2 separate regions of the Mus musculus genome follow, and region 2 is linked to region 1. A link is a contact called in ENCODE Hi-C or POLR2A ChIA-PET data. All regions are on one chromosome and are shown on one strand. Each heading gives the region's core, a stretch centred on a gene start or an enhancer-like site at or near the end of the contact. The rest is flanking DNA. Distances are from core to core; before and after follow the strand shown.

Region 1 (6,771 bases), core at 1,220-3,719:
AGTAGGCAGGTTTTAAACTCAAGTTTGCCTAAGAGATGTACCAAGTTTGAGGCCAGCCTTGCCAACATCCAAGGCCAACCCAACTATATAACCTTTAAAAAGGTGGCAAAAAAGAACATTAAAAAATACCTAAATGTTGGGGACAAGTGACCCATGCATCTAGTCACTGTTTAAAGGCAACTGAGCAGAAAAGAAAGTAGGAGGACCTCAGCAAAGAAGGGGGCCAAACTTGCTGCAGCTCCAGGGACTAGCACTCCCGTTTCCCAAGAACAGATACTACTGGCCCCACTGTTAAGCAACCAGAGCCTATCTTCTCTGTGCCTCTGTCTACTCCTACCCCAGCACCATGCTCATCTCAGCCAGCCTCTCTTGGCCTATTAGCATGTCCTGTCCAAATGCCTGCCAAACAGTTCTTCCATTGTGGGTCCCTGAATCCGGCACAAGACAGAGGCTGGTAAACGGCAGCTGGGTATTCTCAGGGGCCCCCTGCCAGGACATCCAAAGGAACACAACCTCCCCAGCCTCTCACCTGCACACTCAAAGAGCAGCTCTCCATCACCGAGCCTCCACACGAAGGCCTTGTCGTCTTCGCCCCCTGTCACTGCCAAGGTGTTGGTTTTGGGGTCCAGGCTCACACAGAACACAGACGCTGTCCCAAGACATAGTCCATGAGAATGGGGATGGAACCGGGTTCTCACCTAGAGCTCTGTCTTTCAGAACCTTCAGGAAGCACACTCCCTTTTTCCCCAAAGCCATAGCTGCTCTTTCCTGGGACAGCTGCATCCAGTTCTTGTCTGGAGCCTCAGGTTGTTAGAGAAACCCTTCCAGAGCCCACAGAGCTGTGACCTCCTCTGGAGCATAGCCCCCTGCTGTGCTGTTCCCCTTACCACGTTCTCTGAGGTGCACAGCTGACAGGACAGGCCATACCAGGCTAGGTATGAATTAAGTTATGAGAGTTTCATGAGGCTGGCATCCGAGATTATTATTAATGCCCCTTCTGGAATGTAAACTACCTTTAATTTCCACTTAGGTTACTTCCATTCACTTTCATACAAGATTTTATATATATATATATATATATATATATTTTAAAGAATACCAAGATCCAGAAAGCTAACAAAGCTGACAGACTGCTAAACAGCAGAGGTAGGATTTGAACCCAGGGGTCACACTTAACCCCAGTGCCCTATGGCCCTTCCTTTGAATATCCTGCAGGCCAAAGTAGGTGGCTTTCACTTTGGTCTCTTATAATAGCTGCCTAGGACCAACAGGCCATACTCAAAAGCCCATCTGCACTGATCTGAGATGTTCAAAGGCCTACCTGAGTGCAATGCAAAGGTGACCTCACTATCATCCGGGCCCTCCATGCTACCGACCACCCCTTCCTGGGGTTCCAAGACCCAGCCCTCGTCATTGCCCTCTTCTTCTTCTTCCTCTTCCTCAAAGTCCACGTCTTCCATCTCCTGGGCCAGATCATCTGCTTTGAGAGAAGCGTTAAAAGATGGAGCTCCAAAGATAATACAAGGAATGGGGTAAGGGTTAAAGAATGAAAAAGGTGAAGCTAGGGTGGGTCGTGTGGCCAAAGGTTAAGATGTTGTCTCACACGTACCGAGCAGGAAGAGAGCACTTGGGGGGCGGGGAGGGGGAGAGAGGCTAGGTCTGAAGATCTGGTGTTGGCCAGCGACCGTGTGGGAAGAGAGGACAGAGGGCATGATGGGAAGGGGGTGTGTGAGGGGAAGGGCTAGGGGAGGCGTCAGGGAACCCCCACCCAGCCAGGCCTAGAAACTAAAGGTGGGGGGTAGGGGAGGAGGTCTGGGAGAGAAATGTCGGTAGGAACGACCGGTAGGGAAGGGGGGAGGGGGGACTGGGGAGAAGCAGGGGTCAGAGGCCAGGGGTGAGCGCCTCTTGTCCCGTGGCCTCAGGAGCGTCAGTTCTCACCCGGGTCCGGCGGGCCTGGATCCAGCTCTACCACCTCAATGATCTCTTCATCTCCGTGAAAGCTCAGAGTCTCCAGAGGCGGGGTGTCAGCGGCCGCTCCGCTCTCCGATTCGGACTCCATGCGGCGAAAGCTACCGATCCACTTCTCTGGGCCCAAACGCCTCCCAGAGTCAGCTCTGCGCGACGACGCGGAACTCGAGCCCCTCCTCCCGGGAGGAAGTAGGCGTAGGTGACTCCCGGCCGAAAGAGCGACGGCATCCGGGCCAATGGCGACAGTGGTGGACTAACAGAGCCGCCAATCATAAGGCAGAACTAGGATGACCAGGCCGGGGCGTGGCGGGAGAGCCCAAGCTCCACCTTACATGACTCCGCCCCCAGCTGAAGGGAAACAAGCGAGCGTGCGCGCCTCCAGGGTCTCCTGGGAGGAGTAGTTCTCCGGGGCCCGCTACGCGGACTTCTGGGAAATGTAGTTTTTGCTCTGTAGGCAGGACGGAAGGCGCGGGGGAGGCCCCTTACGCAAACTACAATTCCCGACGGGGAGCGCAGTGAAGGGGGGTGGGACCCGAACATGGCGGCGGTGGTAGCTGCTACGGCGCTGAAGGGCCGGGGGGCGAGAAATGCCCGCGTCCTCCGGGGTAAGGAGAGGGACCCTCGGGAGGGCAGGGTTTTAAAAGATTCCGTTTCCTTTATATCCCACCCAGCGCGACAGCAGGAAGTCAGCATGCCAATTGCTGCCCACACCTCTCTGCAAGATCTTAGAGAGTCTGGGGGTGAAAAGATGCTCTAGAGGTCACCCAGTCCAACTCCTGCGTTTAGGTTGCGCGGCGTGTCTAGGGTCTTATTGCTAGAGAGGGTACCAAAGAAACCTTTAGACTCCCGCGCCCCAGGGGTTTCACACTCACCGCAGTGCAGAGGAAAGAGCCCTGGGCATCTGGAGGCTTGAGTTCTAGCACTGAGTAATTAGCGGTTTGACCTTGTGCGAAGCAGCTCGTCTTCGGGCTTCAGCTTCCTCTTCGACGGGATGGAGTTAGTTATCCTTAAGGATAGCTTAAGGTCCTGCAGTTTTAAAACAGTTCCCCGGATTTCCTTCATACGTATGTCTCCGGTGAGTTCCTCTGCAGTCCTTCCCAGCCTGACTTCTGAATAGAACAGCAGCGAAGCTCACTGCCTTGGCACCAGGGTGAGGAGCCCGCAGTGACGTTTAAGTAGCCTTCCAAAGGTGTCACCCGATGGCGATTTTCCCATTTCTCTTTAGATTCTTCACTGCACTTGTTACTCCAGACTGCAGTCACTCCCCTTCCTCATCTCCCATACTGACATGCCATACTTTCATTCACAGGGATCCTCTCTGGAGCCACAGCTAACAAGGCTTCCCAGAACAGGACCAGAGCACTGCAGAGCCACAGCTCACCAGAATGCAAGGAGGAGCCCGAGCCCCTCTCCCCTGAGCTAGAATACATTCCCAGAAAGAGGGGCAAGAACCCCATGAAAGCCGTGGGGCTAGCCTGGTGAGTTTAACTGCTCCCTTTGCCTACCAGTGGGGAGTGCATTGAAAGGTGTGGGGACCTAGAAACTTCTCTGAAATGCGGGTGGAGAGCTGAATCCAAGGGAAGGAAATTGCTGGAGTCAAGGGATGGACTCTCAGAAGGGGGGGGGGGGCTAGGGTGGAAAAATATGTAAAATTGGGGGATAGTGGCTTTTCTGTGGAGCAAATTGAGCTGATCTGATTTGAATTTGAGTCACTGGATTCATCCTTCCCTTTGGGAGCAGGGGTCACATTCCAATCCCAGTAATTAAGTGTCAGATTGCGTTGTGTAGAAGCTAGACGTGTTTCTGTGAATTCTGTGGATCTGATTCTGGCCTTAATACATATTACTGATTATCACTCACTAAAGTAAAAGGAAGGGAAATTAACATTTTTTTCCATCCAATGTCTGAGGTATGACAATACTTTGCCATATAACGTTTGAAGCTTTCTGAGGTAAACCTTGCATTTCCATCCCTCCAAGGAGGGAACAGAGGCTCCCAGCTGTGATTGTCACCAGCTCTTGTGGCTTCCTGTTCTTTGGCCCTTACCAATGCCCTCTTTCAGTTGTAGCTGCTAAGACTGAGAGTTGGTCGATGTACCTTAGTGGTTGTGCACAAGCTTAACACCATAAAGAAAAATAAAGAGGTCTGGCACGGGACATGAGACAGTGTATGCAGGGAGGTCCTTTGCTAACTCAGAGCAAGCCTGGGCTACTTAGGCTATCACACAGAAGCATTCAACACAAGTGAAGAGACTCATGAATATCAGCCGTCAGAGGAGAAATGAAGAGGTAGGTAGGACCACACTGGGCTTTGAGTACTATGCCTAGGAGTTTGGAGTTGGCTAGGATGTAATAGAGCACTATTACGGTTGTCTAAAGCAGGCAGCAGCAGGAGGCTCTGGTTTGTGGGGTCCCTCCAGCACTCAGCACAAAGGACAGGTAGACGTAAGATGTCTCACCACAGCATTTGTACAAGTGACAAAGCTGGCCTGATTCTTCTAGCTCCTCTGGCTCAGTGCCAGTCCCTGCCCAAACCCGGTACACATCTCCCCATCCCTAGGGCCATCGGCTTCCCCTGTGGTATCCTCTTCTTCGTCCTCACCAAGCAGGAAGTGGACAAGGACCGATTGAAGCAGATGAAAGCTCGTCAGAACATGCGGGTGTCCAACACGGGCGAGTATGAGAGCCAGAGGTTCAGGGCTTCACCCCAACAAGCCCAGTTCCCTGAGGTTGGGTCTGGGGCCCAGACCTGAGTGAGGATCACTGCAACCTTGTGCTAGACTATTGACTGCCGTCTTGTGTGGCCATGGCTCCTGAGGCCCACCAGAGGGCGCAGGATGCCCAAGCTGCTGCCAGCACCCAACTCTTCCACACCGTGGAAGGAGCCAAATGCAAATAAAGTTATTAAGTACTGACACGGAAAGGAGGCCAGGTTGAATTTGTAAGTTCCCAGGAGGGGCGGGTCAGAGTGGAAATAGCTGCTCATTCCCTGTTCCCTCACTGACCCATCTGTGTTCCCAGATGGCTGACGGAGCCACGGCAAGCCTAGGAGCAGGCTCTGGAGACCCAAGTCTTAGAGCCACTAGTTAGGAGGGTAGCTACCCATTGCAGCTGAAACTGGTTAAAATTAGTCAGGCGTACTGGTTAAAATTAGTCAGGCGTGGACATCTTTAATCTCAGCACTCAGGAAGCAGAGGCAGGTGGATCTCTGAGTTTGAGGCCAGGGTTCCAAGACAGCCAGAGCAAAATAATAAAGAGACCTTGCCCCCCCAAACAAAAGAAACCAAAAATCAAATGTAGCATTCAGGATGTGGAAGAAAATTTAAAATTAAAAAAGAAAAAAAAAAGTGCATCTAAATATGTCAACCTCTCTGGGCCATGTTTTCCTCCTTTGTAAGAGAAACTAGTTTCCAAGAGATTCTAAAGCTATGGTCTAGCCCCTTTCCTATAAAGATGGAGCTTCCCGGGGGAGTTAAAGCTAGGCAAGTTTTACAGAGGGTTCATGGCATACACGTGATCCTGCGGGGTGGCTGAGAAGCCCCTTCTGGAGCCAGTGCTCCTGGAGCCAGTGCTGCAGACTTGAGCTCCGTTCCTCAGGCAGCTTTTACCATTGCAGCAGCCTGTCTCACCCACCACCAAGAACTGTTCAGGAAAGTCTTTCTTCCAAATACTGGGTTCCCACCTTAGAGTTAAGAAAGCCACAGCAACTCAAGGGTCTTCCTGCCAAACATAAAACTTTATTACATTTCTAGTTGTGTCCCTCTGTGATATATTCAGAATCAAGTACTGGACAGAATAGCTCTAACTATGTCCTTGGGCTAGTAAGGTTTCTACCCCACCTGATAAACCGGCTTCTGTTCCCATCCTGGTACCAGCCGGAGGAGGCACTTGGATTACATAGAAAGCAGCAGCTGGCTTGAAGAGGGGGTTTTAGTCTGAAATCTCCCAATGGGAATACAGAACAGATTGAACTTGTGTACCAGAGTAGACTTCAGTGTTTCTCAGACCAGAGAGGGCACCCAAGGCGCTTTCCCTGTCCCCACTTATCTCTCACCCAGACTGCTTCCCAGCCACACCCAGAATCCCACAATCCACCTCTGTGTGTCAGAGCAAAATAGGAGGTCCCTCTAGGTCCGATTTTAAAAGCCTCAGAAGGCCCCAAGGCACTTTGGGTCTGGATGGTAGCCAGGCTGGGCGCCAGGCAGGGTGGATGCCATTCTGGTTTAGCCCCCATACTGATGAAACTCTGCTCACTGTCTTTTTTCCCCTAGCCAGATAAATAACTGATACATGTTACTGGAAGATGGGGTTGGAACAGAGAGACCCCAGGGCACAGATCTCTTCTAGCTTCTAAAGCTAAGAGATGCCAAGCCTAAAGAGTTCAGACAGCATAAGTGGCCTATGAGCACTGGAGCTGGAGGCAAAGCATCTGGCTTTATTGGATCCAGGAGGGAGACAGCTCCAGCTCCTAGCCTAGAACCCTGTGGCCGAGGTGGGAGGGGAGCCTCTTCCCCTCAGAGCTCCTGTGTTCACAGGCTCCCTACTCCCCTACACACACCCACACACACCCACCCACACACACACACAGAGTTTGGTGCATACTCGTCATGGGTAAAGGGAAGGAGATACACCTTCAGACTAGTTCTTACCAAGCCCACCAAGGGCTAAGAGGTGCCAGTGATCCCAGCATCATGGCTCTCACTGAACACAGCCAGAGGTCCTCCCATCCCCAGGACGGAGAGGAAACTGAGCAGATTACTTGAGGGGAGACGGGACCTAGGGCCCAGCCCAATAGGAAAGGGTG
Region 2 (6,294 bases), core at 1,103-3,602, 220 kb after region 1:
TTGCTGAGTTCAAGGACAGCCTGGTCTACAAAGTGAGTTCCAGGACAGCCAGGGCTACACAGAGAAACCCTGTCTCAAAAAAAAAAAATAAATAAATAAAAAAATAAACAAAGAAAAAAATCCCTAGGGATTCATGCATGCTAGGGAAGCATCCAGCAACTGAACTGTATCCCCAGAACATTATTTTACATTTTATCTTAAAGTAATGAGCACCTTGGCAATGAGAAAGCCACTGAAGGGTTTCAAGCAAAGAAAGTATACGTTATTTGAATGAATGGATAGTGTTGAGTTTGGGAAGAAGAGAAAACAAGAAAAACAAAACAAAACAAAACCCAGGGAGATCAGATAAGAAAGTAGTGTTTTTAACTCATAATTACAATAATAATTCTTACTTGACAGATTCTGAGTGTCAATACTTTAGGGAGTTTATAGCACTCATAATAATCCACTAAGGTGAGAACTTTTGTTTATTTGTTTTTAGAGACGGGTTTTTCTGTGTACCGCCACCCCCCCAACCCCAGCTATCCTGGAACTCACTCTGTAGTCCAAGCTGGTCTTGAACTCGGAGATCCATCTGCCCCTGCCTCCCATTACCCAGGTAAGCTAAGAACTCTTACTCCTATTCTACAGGTGAGAATAGGAATAAGGGAGATCAAGTCCCTATGAAAAAGAACTGTGGTTTGAATTAGAAAAGTCAAAGTGAAGAAGGTCAGAAATAAATGCAAAACATATATTAGAAGTAAAACAGAACTTGGAAAGGATATGAACACATAGGATGAAGAAATCAAGACTGCTTCTCAAGCTTCTACCCAGTGTCACTGAACAAATGGCTATGTGTCATCAAAATGGACATGCATGCCGCTTGTGGTGTAGTGGACACTGGAAAGGAGAGAATTTGGGTACAAGAGACAGATTGACTCCAGTTTTTAAAGGTATCATATTTGAAATTCCTAAGGGGAGAAAAAATCAAGCTGAGATGTTAAGCAGACAGTTGGCTATTTGAATATGGAGCTGAAAATAAGAAAATCTCAAGTTATCAACATATAGCAGAATTTAAAGCTTAGAGAGAAATGGAAGTACAACAGGGGAGAACCCCAGTCCAAAACCAAATCATTTACCCTGACAAAATTTCTTACCAACTGATTACATCTGTCCTTGGGTCTTCAGTCCCTCCTTTTCCTTTTGCCAGTATGCAACACTATTCTTTTGAATATTCACCCAAATATTAACATGACAAATGACAAACATCATACAAACACACTAGAGCCTATCTGTCTGGCCCAGAAGCCTCCTCTAATACTTAACACAATAAACCAAAATGCCCCCTTAACATTCCCTCTTAGATTAGTTCTTTCAACTATAGACTCATCAGGTACTGTTAACTCGCCAAAGGAATATCTGAAAAACACTACAGTACAACTCTCCAACGACACGGAACTTTATTACCTTTTTATTTTTCTCCAGATTTTGATTTAAAATTGGTTCAATAGACACCGTCAGTGTCCTGGCTAGATATGGGTAGCAACCAAAGGCACGACAAAAATTACACTCCCTTTCAGCGAGTAATGTCTAAGAGGAGTAGGAAAGTAAAGAATGGTCAAGCGGGCGTGTGAATATCGCAGTCAAGGTTTTAATGGATATGTGGCAACAAAGTCACCTGTAAAGACAGCAGGCCTTGCAGGGAGGTACGCTGAGACCACCTGAACCTTGGTGAAGAGAGGCCAGATTTAGAATGCAGAAAGCAAGTGACAACACGGACGCGTTAAAGGAGAAGTAAAGGGGGCAACACTCGAACGGGGCACCTGTAAGGCATTGGGTATCCAAGGACCCGGGGCGGGCTAAGCAGCAGCCGGGAGAACTCTGAAGTGGACGCCGAGTGGGCGGACCGCAGGGGTGGGGTGGGGGTGCCGGGGAAAACGGCTCAATTCAGAAGCTGTCCCGGCTCGTCTTACCTGCGCTAGAGGGTCCCAGCTCCGGACAAGCTTGCCGGAAGCACAAAGTTCCCGCGGAGGGGGTGGAGCCGAAAGGCTCGGAAGGAAGGGGCTCTACTAGCCCCAGAGAGCGAGGCCGGTCTCTCTCCTAGCACACCTAAACCCGCTGATGGCGGGAACTATGACTACACGCAAACACGTACGGACGCACGCACTCTCGACGCAACCAGTCCAGGCGCGTGCGCGTAAGCGCGCAAGTCCCGCCCCTCAAGCATTCGCTCTGCCCCTCACCATGCCCAGCCCCTAACCCGGGCGGCCCCGCCCCCGCCGTGACGACACTGTAATACACATGCGCACCGTCCACTTTACCAACTTTGGCCCTCCTACCATTTTCCTCACGCGCAACCGCTTGAGCATGCGCAATTCGTGTCCTTCCAAGCCTGCTGGCCTTTTCCCGCCCTTGTCTGGCCTTCGGGAGAAAGTCAGAGTTCACGTCTCTCAAAGGATTTACCTGCGATGCTGTGGGGATACGAGGGCCAGTAGTTTGCAGACGTCATTTTGATCCCGAATCTGAAGGTTCAAAGAACATACTTTGAGATTATTTGCTAGGCCGAGGTCCGGGAGGCGGGAAAGGGCTGGGTGGGCGGAGGGTCAGAGGTGAGAGGTCAAAGGCCCGCGAAGGGGGCGGAGCGAGGCGGAGGCGGATGGCGGCACTTCATCTTGGGCATCAGAGCCGCTGAAGCTGGGACGCGGGTCCGGTGCGTCCGGCGGGAGGAGGAGTGCGGCGGCCGCTCCAAACATGCACAGCCTGGCAACGGCAGCGGTGAGTGGTTGCTCCCGCTCGGATGTCCGTCTCAGCCTGTTTTCTAGCTCCCAGATCCGGGCCCTGAGTCCAGCTGCTCCTGCCCCTAGTCGCAAGGTCTGGGGGTCTCCACACGCCGACCGTGGCGGAGCCGGACCCCCGCTGTTCCCTCTCATCCCCTCCCGCCCCCTCTCCTGGCCTGGCGCGCGGCCTCTCGCGTTGTTTGCCAGCGCCAAGGCCTGGTCCCGCGCCCCGCGCTGCCCCAGCAGGCCATTCATTGATTCCTTTGCGCCTGGCGTCAGTTTATCTGGACGCGGGTTGTGAATGCTGGGCGTCGGCGGGGATGAGGATACTGCCACGGCCATTCGCTCTGGTCCCGTGATCCTAGACTTCCTCGCCTAGGCACATCTCAGTGGTTCGGAAATGGGCTTCTAGCTCAAGCCACTTGCTTTTTGCATGAGGAAAGACTTCCTCACGCCTCGCGTTTTATCTTTTAACAAGAAAAGCAAATCATGTATTATACCTCCCTAGAGTCGTACTATGGCTTTCGGTTAAATTTAGAGAAAGTAGACTCCTTCCCTGGCCTACAAGCCCTGTATGATGTGGTCCTTAGTCACGTTTATGGGCTTGGTTTTTGTCACTTGCTCCCTAAGCTCCGACCAAGAAGTATATGAACTTTTCTGTTACATATTCTCTACCTGGAATGTCTTTCTTAGGACTCTGCCTCCATACATACACACAAGTTTACCTCAGAGTGACTTTTTCCGACCATATTCATAGTAGCTTGTAACCCCAACATTTTCTCATATAGAGCACCGATCCCACGGTTTAATTACTAGACTTTTATATTTTATTTTACTTTTACTTGTGGGTTGTCTGTACTCTGTAAGTCAGGGGCAAGTATTTGGTGAGGCCTGTTCACTTGTTTTCCCCACCACTGGGACAGTTCCTACTACAGTAAGGTAAGCACTCAAATAATGCTGACTGAATGGCTACACTCACAACCATACTGGAAGCAGCATAGTTTAAAGACACTTCCAAAGGCCAGTTTCACTTTGTTTCACCAAGGGGAAATGCTATCAGGAAAATAATGTATTTAGATTACATTATGAGACAACGTAACATAATGACTAAATAAAATATGAAAAACTACCTTAACTTCAAGTATAAAAAGAAATATTTAGGACAGCCGTGCTTGGGATTTCTGTGAATTTTGAGGCCAGCCTGGTCTATATGGAAAGTTCAGGCCACCATGATAGCATAGTGATATCCTGACCAAAAAGAAAAGAAAAACATCCTCCAGAGGGTGGTGGCAGCACCTCTGTAATATCAGCTCAGACAGGCAGATCACAAGTTCAAGACCAGCCTGGCAATTTAATAAGACTATCTCAGAAAACATTTTTAAAAAGATGGGTAGAGATATTAATTATAGGAGAATATTTGATCTGGCATGTGTGACACCCTTGGTTCAGTCTCCAGAGACTCCTCCCAAAAGTAAACAATCTGATTGGCATGACAATGCTTTTAATCCCAGCACCCAGGGAAGCAGAGGCAGGCAGATCTCTGCATTCAAGGGCAGCCTGGTCTACAGAGCGTTTTATTTAGGCCAGCCTGAGATACACAGTAAGATGCAGTCTCAAAAGGGAAGAAAAAAAGCAAGCGACTCAGCTAAGTGTAACTGAGACCTAGACAGGAACACATTGCTCAGGAACCAGTGAGGTGGCCTAGTGGGTAAAGTCACTTGTTGCCAAGTGTATTGACCGGAGTTAAGTCCCCAGAACTCACAATACACACAAACTAATAAACATTCATTTAAAAAAAACTAAGAACATACTACTTCATGAAGTTGATTTCTTCTTTTCAGAGCAAGTAATATTTTATATCCTGTCTCTGTTTATACTTGTTAAAATTCTTAAGGGACTATAGTTTCCATAGGTGTGTGTGTGTGTTTATTTAAGCACAAATAAAGTATATATGTAAGCCACATACTCATTTCCTTCATTGTCAGCCTGATTGGTAACTGAAGGCCAGCTGTGTTGTTTTTTTCTGTAGTGATTTTGCAGTTCTTAGAGGAAACACTGAGAAATCTCAGCATAGTAGATTTGTTACAAAGAAACATTTCAAGCTTTCTAATGCTGTAGACCAGAAGTTTCCAGAAGCCACTGGGCAGCATGTACTTCATTTTGTTCCCATGATTATGCTAGTCATGAGAATCTAGTCTTTTAATCTTCTCCATACCTTTTGTCAATCAATACCTCCGGGTTTCCTGTCACCCTTAGTTTTGACATTGGTCTGATTGGTCCTCTTTTTGATGATCTCACTTCACCAAGGTCTGGGATGAGCCATTAAGGGAGGAAGGAAATGGCAGTCGACTGACAGACAATAATGGGAAAGAAGCCCCTAGCTGCTTTTGTTCCTTCTTTCCCAGTTATACATATTATTTGAGACTCATCAAGTTGAAAGGTGGCGGTGGTAAGCGAATTGTTCAAGGTTAGATGGTAGATCTCAGCATCTGAACATACATGCTTCAATACCAGTCTCCTCTCCTCTGCCCAGATTCTCATTTTCCTTTTTTTCCCTCCCTAATGCATTATTTGAGTAGCTGTTATAACTGTGGCACATTAAGCTAACCATAGTGGTACGTGTCTTTGGTGAGCAGGAGGGGGCAGATCTCTTCAAGTTCAGGACAATCAGGGCTACATAGACCCTCTCAAAAAGCAAAACAAAAACCTGTGGTACGCTACTTATAAAAAGTTCTCAATATATAGTTCTTCAAACTACATTTATAGTGCCATACATAAGTTTAAAAACATGCGTTATGCTGCTTGACCCACATGGCAGCTCTAACAGTTTTTTTTGTACCAGACATTCATTAGGATAATTGATAAGGGATAAGACTGAAGGATACAAATTTGACCCAGTTTCTTCACCATCCCCTATGTCTACAATTCATACTGTTATGTTATTTTGATCTGAGCAGAAAAAAATAATACAGTTTGCTAGGAACTGAGATGGAGCGTTACACACAGCAGTTCCCACAGTAACCTAAGTCTTGAGAAGATGCTTGAGTTTTGCTTAATAATGAAAACTAGTGATGTGCTTATCTGTGTGGATGTACGTGTCCGGAGACCGACCAGAGGTCAACCTTGAGAGTTGTTCCTCTGGAGTGGTACTTGAAATGGGGTCTCTGACCTGGATCTTGCAGATTTGACTAAGTTGGCTGGCCAGTACACCTCAGTGATCTGTCTGTCTGCTTCTACAGCATTGGGATTACATGGGCAACCAAAGCCAGCTTTTTAGGTTGGTCCTAGAAATTAAACTCAGATCCCATATTTTCAAGCATATTACTGACTGGACCATCTCCCCAGCCCTAAAGTTACTTTTTTTTTCCTTCCCTGTTTATGTGTGTGTGTTGCTGTGAATTGAGTTTGGGGCCCCATATGTACTAGGCAAGCGATCTACTACTGAGCTATTCCCAGCTCTGTCTTTATATACACACACAGGGGAGGGGGGACCATACCTTTAGCAAGGAAATTGGAAATACTATTAAAGGACAATGAA

The links. Hi-C counts contacts between places; a loop is a spot of excess contacts on that map. ChIA-PET counts read pairs that join two places held with the same protein, here RNA polymerase II (POLR2A).
Region 2: a map of heart shows a loop between it and region 1 (3-fold over the local background). The contact joins the promoter of Cnot9 here to the promoter of Pnkd in region 1. A Hi-C loop is called at or near these places in 1 of 37 maps with a recorded cell type or tissue (heart). POLR2A ChIA-PET finds 5 or more read pairs at or near these places in 2 of 5 experiments (both embryonic stem cell).

The regions. Positions count from the first base shown.
Region 1 is chr1:74,282,565-74,289,335 of GRCm38, forward strand. It overlaps Pnkd (paroxysmal nonkinesiogenic dyskinesia), which reads left to right and starts at 2,470. Exons shown (of 10, transcript NM_001039509.1): 1 at 2,470-2,573; 2 at 3,278-3,446. The coding sequence starts at 2,507. Aamp (angio-associated migratory protein) reads right to left here and starts at 2,174. Exons shown (of 11, transcript NM_146110.3): 1 at 1,939-2,174; 2 at 1,322-1,477; 3 at 530-649. The coding sequence starts at 2,059. It overlaps Tmbim1 (transmembrane BAX inhibitor motif containing 1), which reads right to left. Exons shown (of 12, transcript NM_027154.5): 12 at 5,683-6,771. Gm28364 (predicted gene 28364) reads left to right here. Exons shown (of 2, transcript NR_168296.1): 2 at 1-150.
Region 2 is chr1:74,503,708-74,510,001 of GRCm38, forward strand. It overlaps Cnot9 (CCR4-NOT transcription complex, subunit 9), which reads left to right and starts at 2,353. Exons shown (of 8, transcript NM_021383.5): 1 at 2,353-2,754. The coding sequence starts at 2,731. Usp37 (ubiquitin specific peptidase 37) reads right to left here and starts at 2,114. Exons shown (of 24, transcript NM_001310662.1): 1 at 1,953-2,114.